Regions from separate parts of the Homo sapiens genome. Here region 1 is linked to region 2. Evidence: chromatin contacts called from ENCODE Hi-C or POLR2A ChIA-PET data. All regions are on one chromosome and are shown on one strand. Each heading gives the region's core, a stretch centred on a gene start or an enhancer-like site at or near the end of the contact. The rest is flanking DNA. Distances are from core to core; before and after follow the strand shown. Region 1 has its middle 19 kb from the start of STX4. Region 2 overlaps PRSS36 (serine protease 36).

Evidence for each region. Hi-C counts contacts between places; a loop is a spot of excess contacts on that map. ChIA-PET counts read pairs that join two places held with the same protein, here RNA polymerase II (POLR2A). Pooled maps may share reads with other maps.
Region 1: a loop to region 2 is called in a map of mammary epithelial cell, with 4 times the contacts of the local background. The contact joins two enhancer-like sites. A Hi-C loop is called at or near these places in 1 of 168 maps with a recorded cell type or tissue (mammary epithelial cell) and 3 of 50 pooled maps. POLR2A ChIA-PET finds 5 or more read pairs at or near these places in 10 of 52 experiments (GM12878, PC-9, WTC11 and 7 more).

What each region holds. Positions count from the first base shown.
Region 1 is chr16:31,049,543-31,055,683 of GRCh38, reverse strand. No RefSeq gene overlaps it. Among named protein-coding and RNA genes, the nearest start is that of STX4, 19 kb to the right of the region's middle. Within about 2 kb of position 3,388, at least 2 of the 41 ENCODE cell types and tissues checked have a DNase peak (open chromatin) inside an H3K27ac peak, as active enhancers do; they include PC-9, where a contact is called at or near this core.
Region 2 is chr16:31,140,778-31,146,304 of GRCh38, reverse strand. PRSS36 (serine protease 36) reads left to right here. Exons shown (of 15, transcript NM_173502.5): 6 at 350-516; 7 at 2,468-2,717; 8 at 2,834-2,963; 9 at 3,312-3,568; 10 at 3,661-3,824; 11 at 4,345-4,582; 12 at 4,695-4,836. Among named protein-coding and RNA genes, the nearest start is that of PRSS36, 6.5 kb to the left of the region's middle. RefSeq lists enhancers at 3,281-3,360, 5,092-5,527 and silencers at 3,411-3,820, 3,871-4,160. Within about 2 kb of position 3,949, at least 34 of the 41 ENCODE cell types and tissues checked have a DNase peak (open chromatin) inside an H3K27ac peak, as active enhancers do; they include PC-9, where a contact is called at or near this core.

The sequences.
Region 1 (6,141 bases), core at 2,139-4,638, 90 kb after region 2:
TTTTCTTTCTTTTTTTTTTTTTGAGATGGAGTCTCGCTCTGTCGTCCAGGCTGGAGTGCAGTGGCGTGATCTCAGCTCACTGCAAGCTCTGCCTCCCGGGTTCACGCCATTCTCCTGCCTCAGCCTCCTTAGTAGCTGGGACTGCAGGCGCCCGCCACCACACCCGGCTAATTTTTTCTATTTTTTAGTAGAGACGGGGTTTCACCGTGTTAGCCAGGATGGTCTTGATCTCCTGACCTCGTGATCTGCCACATCAGCCTCCCATGTGTCAGTCATCTTTTCTAAGAAGCCATTCCTAACCATCCAACAGAAAAGCTGTCTCCAACCCCCTATCACTTTTTGTCACATCACACTGTTTAATTTCTTTTCTTTTCTTTTTTTTTTTTTTTTTGAGACAGAGTCTTGCTCTGTTGCCCAGGCTGGAGTGCAGTGGTGTGATCTCGGCTCACTGCAAGCTCCGCCTCCCAGGTTCATGCCATTCTCCTGCCTCAGCCTCCCAAGTAGCTGGGACTACAGGCACCCGCCACCACACCCAGCTAATTTTTTGTATTTTTAGTAGAGACAGGGTTTCACCATGTTGGCCAGGCTGGTCTCGATTTCTTGACCTCGTGATCTGCCCTCCTTGGCCTCCCAAAGTGCTGGGATTTTTTTTTTTTTTTTTGAGACGGAGTTTTGCTCTTGTTGCCTAGGCTGGAGTGCAGTGGCACAATCTCAGCTCATGGCAACCTCCACCCCTGGGTCCAAGCGATTCTCCAGCCAATTTCTTTCTTTCTTTTTTTAGATGGATTCCCACTCTGTCGTCAGGCTGGAGTGCAGTGGCGTGATCTCGGCTCACTGCAACCTCCACCTCCCGGGTTCAAGGCATTCTCCTGCCTCAGCCTCCCGAGTAGCTGGGACTACAGGCACGCGCCACCACACCCAGCTAATTTTCGTATTTTTAGTAGAGACAGGGTTTCACCATGTTGGCCAGGCTGGTCTCGATTTCTTGACCTCGTGATCTGCCCTCCTTGGCCTCCCAAAGTGCTGGGATTACAGGCATGAGCCACTGCACTTGGCCTAATTGCTTTTTTTTTAAGACAGGGTCTCACTCTGTCTCCTAGCCTGTAGTGCAGTGGCATGATCTTGGCTCACTGCAACCTCCACCTCCCCACTCAAGCAATTCTTATTCTTGTGCCTCAGCCTCCCGAGTAGCCGGGACTGCAGGCATGCACCACCACACCTGGATAATTTTTTTGTATTTTTAGTAGAGACAGGGTTTTACCATGTTGGCCAGGCTGGTCTCAAACTCCTGACCTCAAATGATCCACCCGCCTCAGCCTCCCAAAGTGTTGTGATTACAGGTGTGAGCAACTGTGCCTGGCCTTAATTGTTTTGATAATACACGTTATAGCTTAGAATAGCTTAGCTCTTGGCCGGGCATGGTGGCTCACGCCTATAATCCCAGCACTTTGGGAGGCCGAGGCGGGTGGATCATGAGGTCAGGAGATCGAGACCATCCTGGCTAACACGGTGAAACCCCGTCTCTACTAAAAATACAAAAAATTAGCTGGGCGTGGTGGCGGGCGCCTGTAGTCCCAGCTACTCAGGAGGCTGAGGCAGGAGAATGGCGTGAACCCAGGAGGTGGGGCTTGCAGTGAACCGAGATTGCGCCACTGCACTCCAGCCTGGGCGACAGAGGGAGACTCCGTCTCAAAAAAAAAAAAAAAAAAAAAAAGAATAGCTTAGCTATTTACTTGTCCTCTTCACTAGAATATAAACTCCATGAAAGCAGAGGCCTTGTCTGTATTTTCACCTCTATTTCTCTAGCACCTAACACAATGCCTGGCACACAGGTCTTGCTCAATACATATTTTATGAATAAATGAGTGAAGGAGTTAAGTGTGGAATGGCATGGTACAGTAGGCTGAATAGAGAACCCCCCTAAATATGTCTACGTCCTATTCCTGGAATCTGTGAATGTCACGTTATATGGTGAAAGGGATTTTGAAAATGTGAAGGATCCTGAGATGGAGAGATTATTCAGGATTATCCAAGAGGGCGGTATGTAATCATGAACATCCTCCTAAGAGGCACACAGGAGGAATAAGTCTCAGAGGAGAAAGTGGAGTGATGATGAAGGCAGAGATGGATTCATGTGCTTTCCAATGGAGGATGGACCCACCAGCCAAGGAATACAGGTAGCCTTTCTAAACTGAAAGAGGGTGGGGTGCAACGGCTCACACCTGTAATCCCAGACCTTTGGGAGGCTGAGGCAGGAGGATCTCCTGAATCCAGGACTTTGAGACCAGTCTGGGCAATGGAGTGAGACCTCATCTCTACAAAAAATAAACAAAATTAGCAGGGCGTGGTGGCGTGAGCCTGTGGTCCCAGCTACTGAGAAGGCTAACACGGGAGGATCGCCTGAGCCTGGGAGATGGAGGCTGCAGTGAGCTATGATTGCACCACTGCACCCCAGCCTGGGTAACAGAGCGAGACCCTGTCTCAAAAAAAAAAAAAAAAAAAAGAGCTGAAGAAGGCAAGGAAACATTGTCCACCAGAGCCACCAACAAAAACCAGCCCTGCTGACACCAGACATTGGCTCAATGAAACTGATTTTGAACTTCTGACTTCCAGAACTGTAAGAAAGTAAATGTGTGTGGTTTTAAACCACTGAGTGTATGATAATTGGTTAAATCAGTAACAGAAAATTGATACCGTTTGAGGCCAAGGCAGTGGCTCACGCCTATAATCCCAGCACTTTTGGAGGCTGAGGTGGGTGGATCACCTGAGGGCAGGAGTTCAAGACCAGCCTGGCCAACATGGGGAAATCCTGTCTCTACTAAAAATACAAAAATTAGCTGGGCATGGTGGAGCACGCCTGTAATCCCAGCTACTCAGGAGGCTGAGGCAGGAGAATTGCTTGAACCTGGGAGGCAGAGGTTGCAGTGAGCCGAGATGGCAACACTGCACTCCAGCCTAGGGGATAGAGGGAGACTGTCGAAAGAAAGGAACAAAGGAAGGAAGGAATGAAGGAAGGAAGGAAGGAAGGAGGGAGGGAGGGAGGGAGGGAGGGAGGAAGGAAGGAAAGGAAGGAAAAATTGATACAGTTGGGATGGGTTAACATTCAATGTGTGTGGTGGCAACAGCTTATGGTCCCCCAGTATCCATTCTACCCTTCTCCCAGAGTAACTGAACTTTTATCTGGGCAAAAAGCTGCTCAGGGTAGAGATTCTATTTCTCAGCAACACTTTCATCGGGATGTAGCCATATGACTACATCCTGGCTATGGGGATTAGAGCAAAAATGATCTGTACTTCTGAATCATGCTCTTTAGGGCAAAGGGCAAACCATCACCCCTCAGAAGGGCCAGACTGTGGAAGTGGTGGTGAATCATATTGGATCATGTGGGTGAGGGCAACGCCCTAGGGATGGAACAGCAACAAGATAAAAAAGACCTGGAGGGGCAGAGTGGCTCATGCCTGTCATCCCAGAGCTTTGGGAGGGTGAAGCAGGAGGATCACTTGAGGCCAGGAGTTTGAGACCAGCCTGGGCAACATAGTAACACCCCACCTCTACAAAAAAGAAAAAGAAAAATTAGCCAGGCGTGGTGGCATGTGCTTGTAGTCCCTGCTACTTTGTTGGGGCTAAGGCAGGAGAATCGCTGGAGCCCAGGATTTTGAGGTTACAGTGAATTATGATTGCACCACTGCACTCCAGCCTGAATGGTGCAGAAAATTGTCTCTATTAATGGTAGTAATGAATCAATGAATGAATGAATGATACAAAAAATCTGGCTCCTAATGATTTCATGGAAAGATCCATCATACTAACTTGGACTTTTATAGAAGAGAGAAATAAACTTCTATCTTATTTAAGCCACAGTTAATTTGGGTCTCTATTATATGCAACAATACACATACACAAACTAATTCAGAATTTTCACTTACTAACCATTATGATTCTTTTTTGTTTTGTTTTGTTTTTGAGACGGAGTTTTACTCTTGTCGCCCAGGCTGGAGTGCAGTGACACAATCTCGGTTCACTGCAACCTCTGCCTCCAGGGTTCAAACAATTCTTCTGCCTCAGCCTCCCAAGTAGCTGGGATTTCAGGCATCCACCACCACGCCTGGCTAATTTTTTTTTTTTTTTTAGTAGATATGGGTTTCACCATGTTGATTAGGTTGGTCTTGAACTAACCTCAGGTGATCCGCCCCCTCGGCTTCCCAAACTGCTGGGATTACAGGTGTAAGGCACCATGCCTGGCCAAACATTATGTTCTTTTCTCTTTTTTTTTTTTTTTTTTTTTTCAGAGTCTCACTCTCTAGCCCAGGTTAGAGTGCAGTGGCGTGATCTGGGCTCACTGCAACCTCCACCTCCCAGGTTCAAGCGATTCTCCTGCCTCAGCCTCCCGAGTAGGTGGGACTACAGGTGTGCACCATGAGGTGTAGCTAATTTTTGTATTTTTAGTAGAGATGGGGTTTCATGGTGTTGACCAGGCTGGTCTCTCAAGTGATCCACCTGCCTCAGCCACCCAAAGTGTTGGGATTACAGGTGTGAACCACCATGCCCAGCTTTTTTATTTCTTTTTCCCCCCCTTTTTAAAAATAGAGCTAGGATTTTGCCATGTTTCCTAGACTGGTCTCAAACTCCTGGGCTCAAGCAATCCACCCGCCTCTGCCTCCCAAAGTGCTGGGATTACAGGCGTGAGCCCCCGTGCCCGGCCTGGACAGCTTCTTTTTAATGCATCTCAGGATGCATGTGAGATTGATATTTACTAGGCACCATGTTGATGCTAGAAGGTCTGGGCCCCACCAGATGTTTTTACAGTTCCTGTGAGCAGCTGCTACTAGTTGCCAAATGCCAGCAAGAATCAAGAAGACTCGGCTTGGCTGGGCACGGTGGTTCATGCCTGTAATCCCAGCACTTTAGAAGGCCAAAGCTGGCGGATGGCCTGAGGTCAGGAGTTCCAGACCTACTCAGGAGGCTGAAGCACAATATTTGCTTAAATCCAGAAGGCAGAGGTTGCATTGATCCGAGATCGCACCACTGCACTCCAGCCTGGTGACAGAGCAAGACTCCATCTCAAAAAAAAAAAAAAAAAGAAAGAAAAAAAGAAATAGGCTCACTGGTTAGGACCTGAGGGTGAACAGCTCTGAAGAGGAGCAAAGGCGGAGACTTCCTAACATCAGCATAGCTCATTATGGTGTGTCAGTTGTCATGGTGATGGGAAAGGATACCTGAGCAGGGTATCCCACAGGGAGGCTGCATCTATCAGCTGGGATCCAGTTACGCTGCAGTAATAGCAGCCCCCAAATCTTAGGGGCTCACAACACCATGTTGATTTCTCACTCATATCCATGTCCTCCATGGGACCACTCTGTTCTATGCTATCTTCATTCTAGAGCCCTGTCTGAAGGAAAAGTCTCAAGCTGGAACTTTCCGTCTCCAGACACCGAAGAGAGGAAAGGTGGCAGACCCCATGACGGCTTTTAAAGCTTCCTCGTGGAAGTGGCACATGTCATTTCCACTCAAAGTCCATGGTCTAAAGCAAGCCACATAGCCATACCTGATGTCAGTGAACTGGGGACAAAAAACCATTCTATGTAGCAGGTCCCCAAAGAGAGGGCCAGTGAATACATGTGATTTTTTTTTGTTGGTTGTTTTTTTAGAGTCAGTGTTTTGTTGTGTTGCCCAGGCTGGAGTGCATAGGTGCATGGTGCAATCATAACTCACTGCAGCCTCTACCTCCTGAGCTTAAGTGATCCTCCCACCTCAGCCTCCTAAGTAGCTAGGACTACAGGCAAGCACCACCACGCCCAGCTAATTTTTTTTTATTGTTTTATTTTTTGTAGAGATAGGGTCTCACTATGTTGCCCATGCTGGTCTCAAACTCCTGGCCTCAAGTGATCCTCCTGCTTCACCCTCCCAAAGCACTGGGATTATAGGCGTGAGCCACCACACACATCCCAGTGAATGTTTTTGAACAATTATAAAATCTTCCCCCGTCTGCCCTCTTCCTTACAAATACTGCCTTTGCATTTTCTTCCATATGCAAAATAAATGCATCCCCTTCCCAAGGGAGACCACCTAAGTGACCCATCTGACATGGAATCAGCCTCAAGCCCAGGATCTCTAATAGTCTCTTCTATATCAGGTCCAGAT
Region 2 (5,527 bases), core at 2,700-5,199:
CAAGTCCGTATGGCATCTCTGTGAAAAGATGTCTCTGGACCAACACAACTCCACGTGAGAGCTCAGAACTTAATGGTTTTAGTCCCTACATTGCATCCTTTGTTGCAGTGCACAACCTGCACAACCATGCATGGCAGCTCTCACTAGGAGCTTGATGAGACCATTCCTGAGATGAAAAAGTAGAAAGAACAGATAGAAGCAGGAGGAGATGTGGTGAATGTGGTGGGCTGAGAGGCCATGGGGCATCTAGCTGATGTCCAAGAAGCAGCCGCAGGAGGCAAACCTGAACCCTGGGAACTGGGGATGCCATACCTGCCTCACAGCACCTGCTCTCTGGTTCTGCCTCCAGATCCTCTGCCTCTCCCCTGGGTGCTACAGGAAGTGGAGCTAAGGCTGCTGGGCGAGGCCACCTGTCAATGTCTCTACAGCCAGCCCGGTCCCTTCAACCTCACTCTCCAGATATTGCCAGGGATGCTGTGTGCTGGCTACCCAGAGGGCCGCAGGGACACCTGCCAGGTGAGGGAAGGCCCCGGCACCTGCCTGGCAGGGCCAGAGTCCTAACCAGTGACAAATAGATAAAGGACATCTCTCCAAGCCTCATCTGCAAAAGGAGGGCAAGATTGCCAAGGGATGGGGTTGACGTGAAGTTTTTTGTTTGTGTATTTTGAGACAGAGCCTCACTTTGTCGTCCAGGCTGGACTGCAGTGGCGCAATCTCGGCTTACTGCAACCTCCCCCTGCTCCACCCCCACCGCTCAAGCGACTCTTGTGCTTCAGCCCCCCAAGTAGCTGAGATTACAGGCATGCACCACCACAGACTGCTAATTTTGCATTCACTTGCGCCTGGCCAAGTGAATTTATTTATGTATTTATTTATTTATTTATTTAATTTATTTTTTGAGACGGAGTTCCTTTTTTTTTTTTTTTTTTTTTGAGACGGAGTCTTGCTCAGTCGCCCAGGCTGGAGTGCAGTAGCATGATCTCAGCTCACTGCAACCTCCGCCTCCCGGGTTCACGCAATTCTCCTGCCTCAGCCTCCCGAGTAGCTAGGACCACAGATGCCCGCCACGACGCCCAGCTAATTTTTTTTTTGTATTTTTAGTAGACACGGGATTTCACCAGGTTAGCCAGGATTGTCTCGATCTCCTGACCTCGTGATCCACCCGCCTCAGCCTCCCAAAGTGCTGGGATTACAGGAGTGAGCCACCGCGCCCGGCCGAGACGGAGTTTCACTCTTATTGCCCAGGCTAGAGTACAATGGCACGATCTCAGCTCACCACAACCTCTGCCTCCCGGGTTCAAGCGATTGTCCTGCTTCAGCCTCCCAAGTAGCTGGGATTACAGGCATGTGCCACCACGGCCAGCTAATTTTGTATTTTTAGTAGAGATGGGGTTTCTCCATGTTAGTCAGGCTGGTCTCGAACTCCCGACCTCAAATGATCCGCCTGCCTCGGCCTCCCAAAGTTCTGGGATTACAGGCGTGAGCCACCATGCCCAGCTATTTATTTATTTATTGAGACAGAGTTTTGCTCTTGTTGCCCAGGCTGGAGTGCAATGGCACGATCTTGGCTCACTGCAAACTCCACCTCTCGGGTTCAAGCAATTCTCCTGGCTCACCCTCCCAAGTAGCTGGGATTACAGGCATGAGCCACCATGCCCAGCCAAGGCCGAGTGAATTTAAAAACCAAAGACAGCATAGCCAGGAGCAGTGACTCATGCCTGTAATCCCAGCTAATCAGAAAAATTGAGGCGGGAGGATCACTTGAGCCCAGGAGTCTGAGACCAGCCTGAGCAACATAGTGATACCTCATCCCAAAAAAAGAGACAAACTGGCTGGGCACAATGGCTCACGCCTGTAATCCCAGCACTTTAGGAGACCGAGGCACGTGGATCACTTGAGGTCGAGAGTTTGAGACCAGCCTGGCCAACATGGCAAAAACCCATCTCTACCAAAAATACAAAAATTAGCCGGCTGTGGTGGTGTACACCTGTAGTCCCAGCTACTCGGGAAGCTGAGGCAGGAGAATCACTTGAACCCGGGAGGCAGAGGTTGCAGTGGGCTGAGGTTGCACCACTGCACTCCAGCCTGGGAGACAGAGCGAGATTCCGTCTCAAAAAAGAAAAGAAAGAAAGAAAAAGAAAGGGAAGGAAAGAAGGAAGGAAGGGAGGGAGGGGAATTATTTGAGCTAGTAACAACAAGAATCACTTGGCTCTAATGACAACTGCAGGATTATCTTGTGTGGCTTTGAATGCACTCCCCTGGTGCTCTTGGCTCTGGCTGCCATCGGCCTTCTGCTTACAGGGATTTCTTCTGTTTAGAGCCGCAGGGAATGCAGAGGACAAGGCCTAGCCAAGGAGGGTTTCTAGGAGAAGGGAGAAGGTGGTGTATGTTGGGCCAAAAGGAGGTGCAGGACCTTTTCGAGTAGGTCCCTGGGCTGACCCCTTGACATGCAGTCATCTGCCACTAGGGTGACTCTGGGGGGCCCCTGGTCTGTGAGGAAGGCGGCCGCTGGTTCCAGGCAGGAATCACCAGCTTTGGCTTTGGCTGTGGACGGAGAAACCGCCCTGGAGTTTTCACTGCTGTGGCTACCTATGAGGCATGGATACGGGAGCAGGTGATGGGTTCAGAGCCTGGGCCTGCCTTTCCCACCCAGCCCCAGAAGACCCAGTCAGATCCCCAGGAGCCCAGGGAGGAGAACTGCACCATTGCCCTGCCTGGTGAGTGGGCGGCACCCCTGGATGTAAGCGGGACATGGGAGAGTGAGTTGGGATGGAGACTGCTGGGAGTGATTGGGTTGCAGGAGGCCCACTGACCCAGGCCTCTCACCCCTCAGAGTGCGGGAAGGCCCCGCGGCCAGGGGCCTGGCCCTGGGAGGCCCAGGTGATGGTGCCAGGATCCAGACCCTGCCATGGGGCGCTGGTGTCTGAAAGCTGGGTCTTGGCACCTGCCAGCTGCTTTCTGGAGTGAGTGAAAATCTACGTTTCAAGCCGATCCTTGCCCCTCCCTACAGCCTGAGATACCATCCATTCGGCCCCAGCCCCTCCCCAGGGGGTGTGGGGGGGGCGGGGTCCCATTCGGAGGTGTAGGATCCAGCACAAAAAGAGGGGTCCTGGCCTGGCAGGGGTGGGTAGAGGCATGGTAGATAGAAGTTCGATCCCGGAGGCGGGGGTGTGAGTGAGCTGTTGGAATGGGGGTGTCGTGGGGATCCCGCCAGGATGCAGGATCCTCGCCTGGCAAGTCTAAGCCGGGGTGTGAGGTTTCCAGCCACGTGTGCGGGATCCGGCCCACGTCCCTCGGCCCCCATCCCGCAGCCCGAACAGCTCCGACAGCCCACCCCGCGACCTCGACGCCTGGCGCGTGCTGCTGCCCTCGCGCCCGCGCGCGGAGCGGGTGGCGCGCCTGGTGCAGCACGAGAACGCTTCGTGGGACAACGCCTCGGACCTGGCGCTGCTGCAGCTGCGCACGCCCGTGAACCTGAGCGCGGCTTCGCGGCCCGTGTGCCTACCCCACCCGGAACACTACTTCCTGCCCGGGAGCCGCTGCCGCCTGGCCCGCTGGGGCCGCGGGGGTGAGCTGGGGACCGGCGCTGGGCCGGGCGGCACCGGGCGGTGCAGGGGCCGTCTGGGCCGCAGCGCGGGCTCCCTGCCTTTTCCCTTCCAGAACCCGCGCTTGGCCCAGGCGCGCTGCTGGAGGCGGAGCTGTTAGGCGGCTGGTGGTGCCACTGCCTGTACGGCCGCCAGGGGGCGGCAGTACCGCTGCCCGGAGACCCGCCGCACGCGCTCTGCCCTGCCTACCAGGAAAAGGAGGAGGTGGGCAGCTGCTGGGTAAGCGGCGGGGGCGGGGCCCGCGGAACGCGGGCCCGAGAGGGCTCTAGGAAGAGGGCGGGGCCTGTGGAAGGCGAGTCCAAGTGGGCTCTAGGGAGAGGGCGGGGCCTGCGGAAGGCGGGTCCGAGTGGGCTCTAGGGAGGGAGCGGGGCCTGGGGAAGGCGGGTCCGAGTGGGCTCTAGGAAGGGGCGGGGCTTGCGGAACTGGGAATGGGGCGGAGCCGGGGTGGAAGCGGGGCCAGAACGAGCTGGGGGTGGGGCCTGCCCCTAGAGAACTTTTGGGAGGGAGCTGAGGCGGGCTCTGAGCTGGTGCTATGGTTTCTCTCTATCTCTGGATTTAAGGAGAATCTTAAAGTGAGGGCTGAATTCTTACACAAATTAGTATTTGGAGTCTGATTTGGAGAAGGTGGAACTTGATACTTCCGCAAATGGGAAAATCTGGAGTCCTGGAAAGCCCCAGGAGCTCTGATATTCTCTGCACACACGCAGAGGCAAGTAACACACACACTTTGTTGCTGCAGAATGACTCGCGTTGGAGCCTTTTGTGCCAGGAGGAGGGGACCTGGTTTCTGGCTGGAATCAGAGACTTTCCCAGTGGCTGTCTACGTCCCCGAGCCTTCTTCCCTCTGCAGACTCATGGCCCATGGATCAGCCATGTGACTCGGGGAGCCTACCTGGAGGACCAGCTAGCCTGGGATTGGGGCCCTGATGGGGAGGAGACTGAGACACAGACTTGTCCCCCACACACAGAGCATGGTGGTGAGCAGGACGCTTTTGGGCCCTAGGGGCTCCTGGGAGTGCACAGACCCATGGCAGGGGCTCAGGGGTCAGCCATGGGGCCCCAACTGAGGTGGCCACCTCCTCTCCCTAGCCTGTGGCCTGCGGCTGGAGGCTGCTCCAGTGGGGGTCCTGTGGCCCTGGCTGGCAGAGGTGCATGTGGCTGGTGATCGAGTCTGCACTGGGATCCTCCTGGCCCCAGGCTGGGTCCTGGCAGCCACTCACTGTGTCCTCAGGTGGGTCTCACTCGTCTCCTAGGCGAGAGACGGGAGGGGAGAATGGAACAGAGCCAAAGACTTGTTTTTGTTATTTGTTTGTTTGTTTGTTTAAAAAAAATTAACAATGAGATCTTGCTGTGTTGCCCAGGCCAGCCTCAAGCAATCCTCCTGCCTTGGCCAACGTACTAAGATTACAGGCATGAGCCACTGTGCCTCACCCAAAGGACTCTTAAAATAGTGGGATATTCTCCTTTAAGCATCTTACAGCTGGGCGCAATGGTTCACACCTGTAATCCTAGCACTTTGGGAGGCCGAGGCGGGCAGATCATGAGGTCAGGAGTTCAAGACGAGCCTGGCCAACATGGTGAAACCCCTCTACTAAAAATACAAAAATTAGCCAGGGGTGGTGGCAGGCGCCTGTAACCCCAGCTACGTGGGAGGCTGAGGCAGGAGAATCGCTTGAACCCAGGGAGGGCAGAGGTTGCAGTGAGCCAAGATTGCGCCACTGCACTCCAGTCGGAGCGACAGAGCAAGACTCTGTCTGGGGTGGGGCATGAGGGAAGAATCTTACAGCACTGGGAGATGTTTTGACCTAGAAGGGAGATTTGGAAGGAGGGATGATGAAGGAGTGAGTGGCATGACCCCAGAGAGTCATCCTTCCCCTGGGCTGGGAAGGACTTTGCCAGCAATGGGAGGAGCAGAAGGTGAC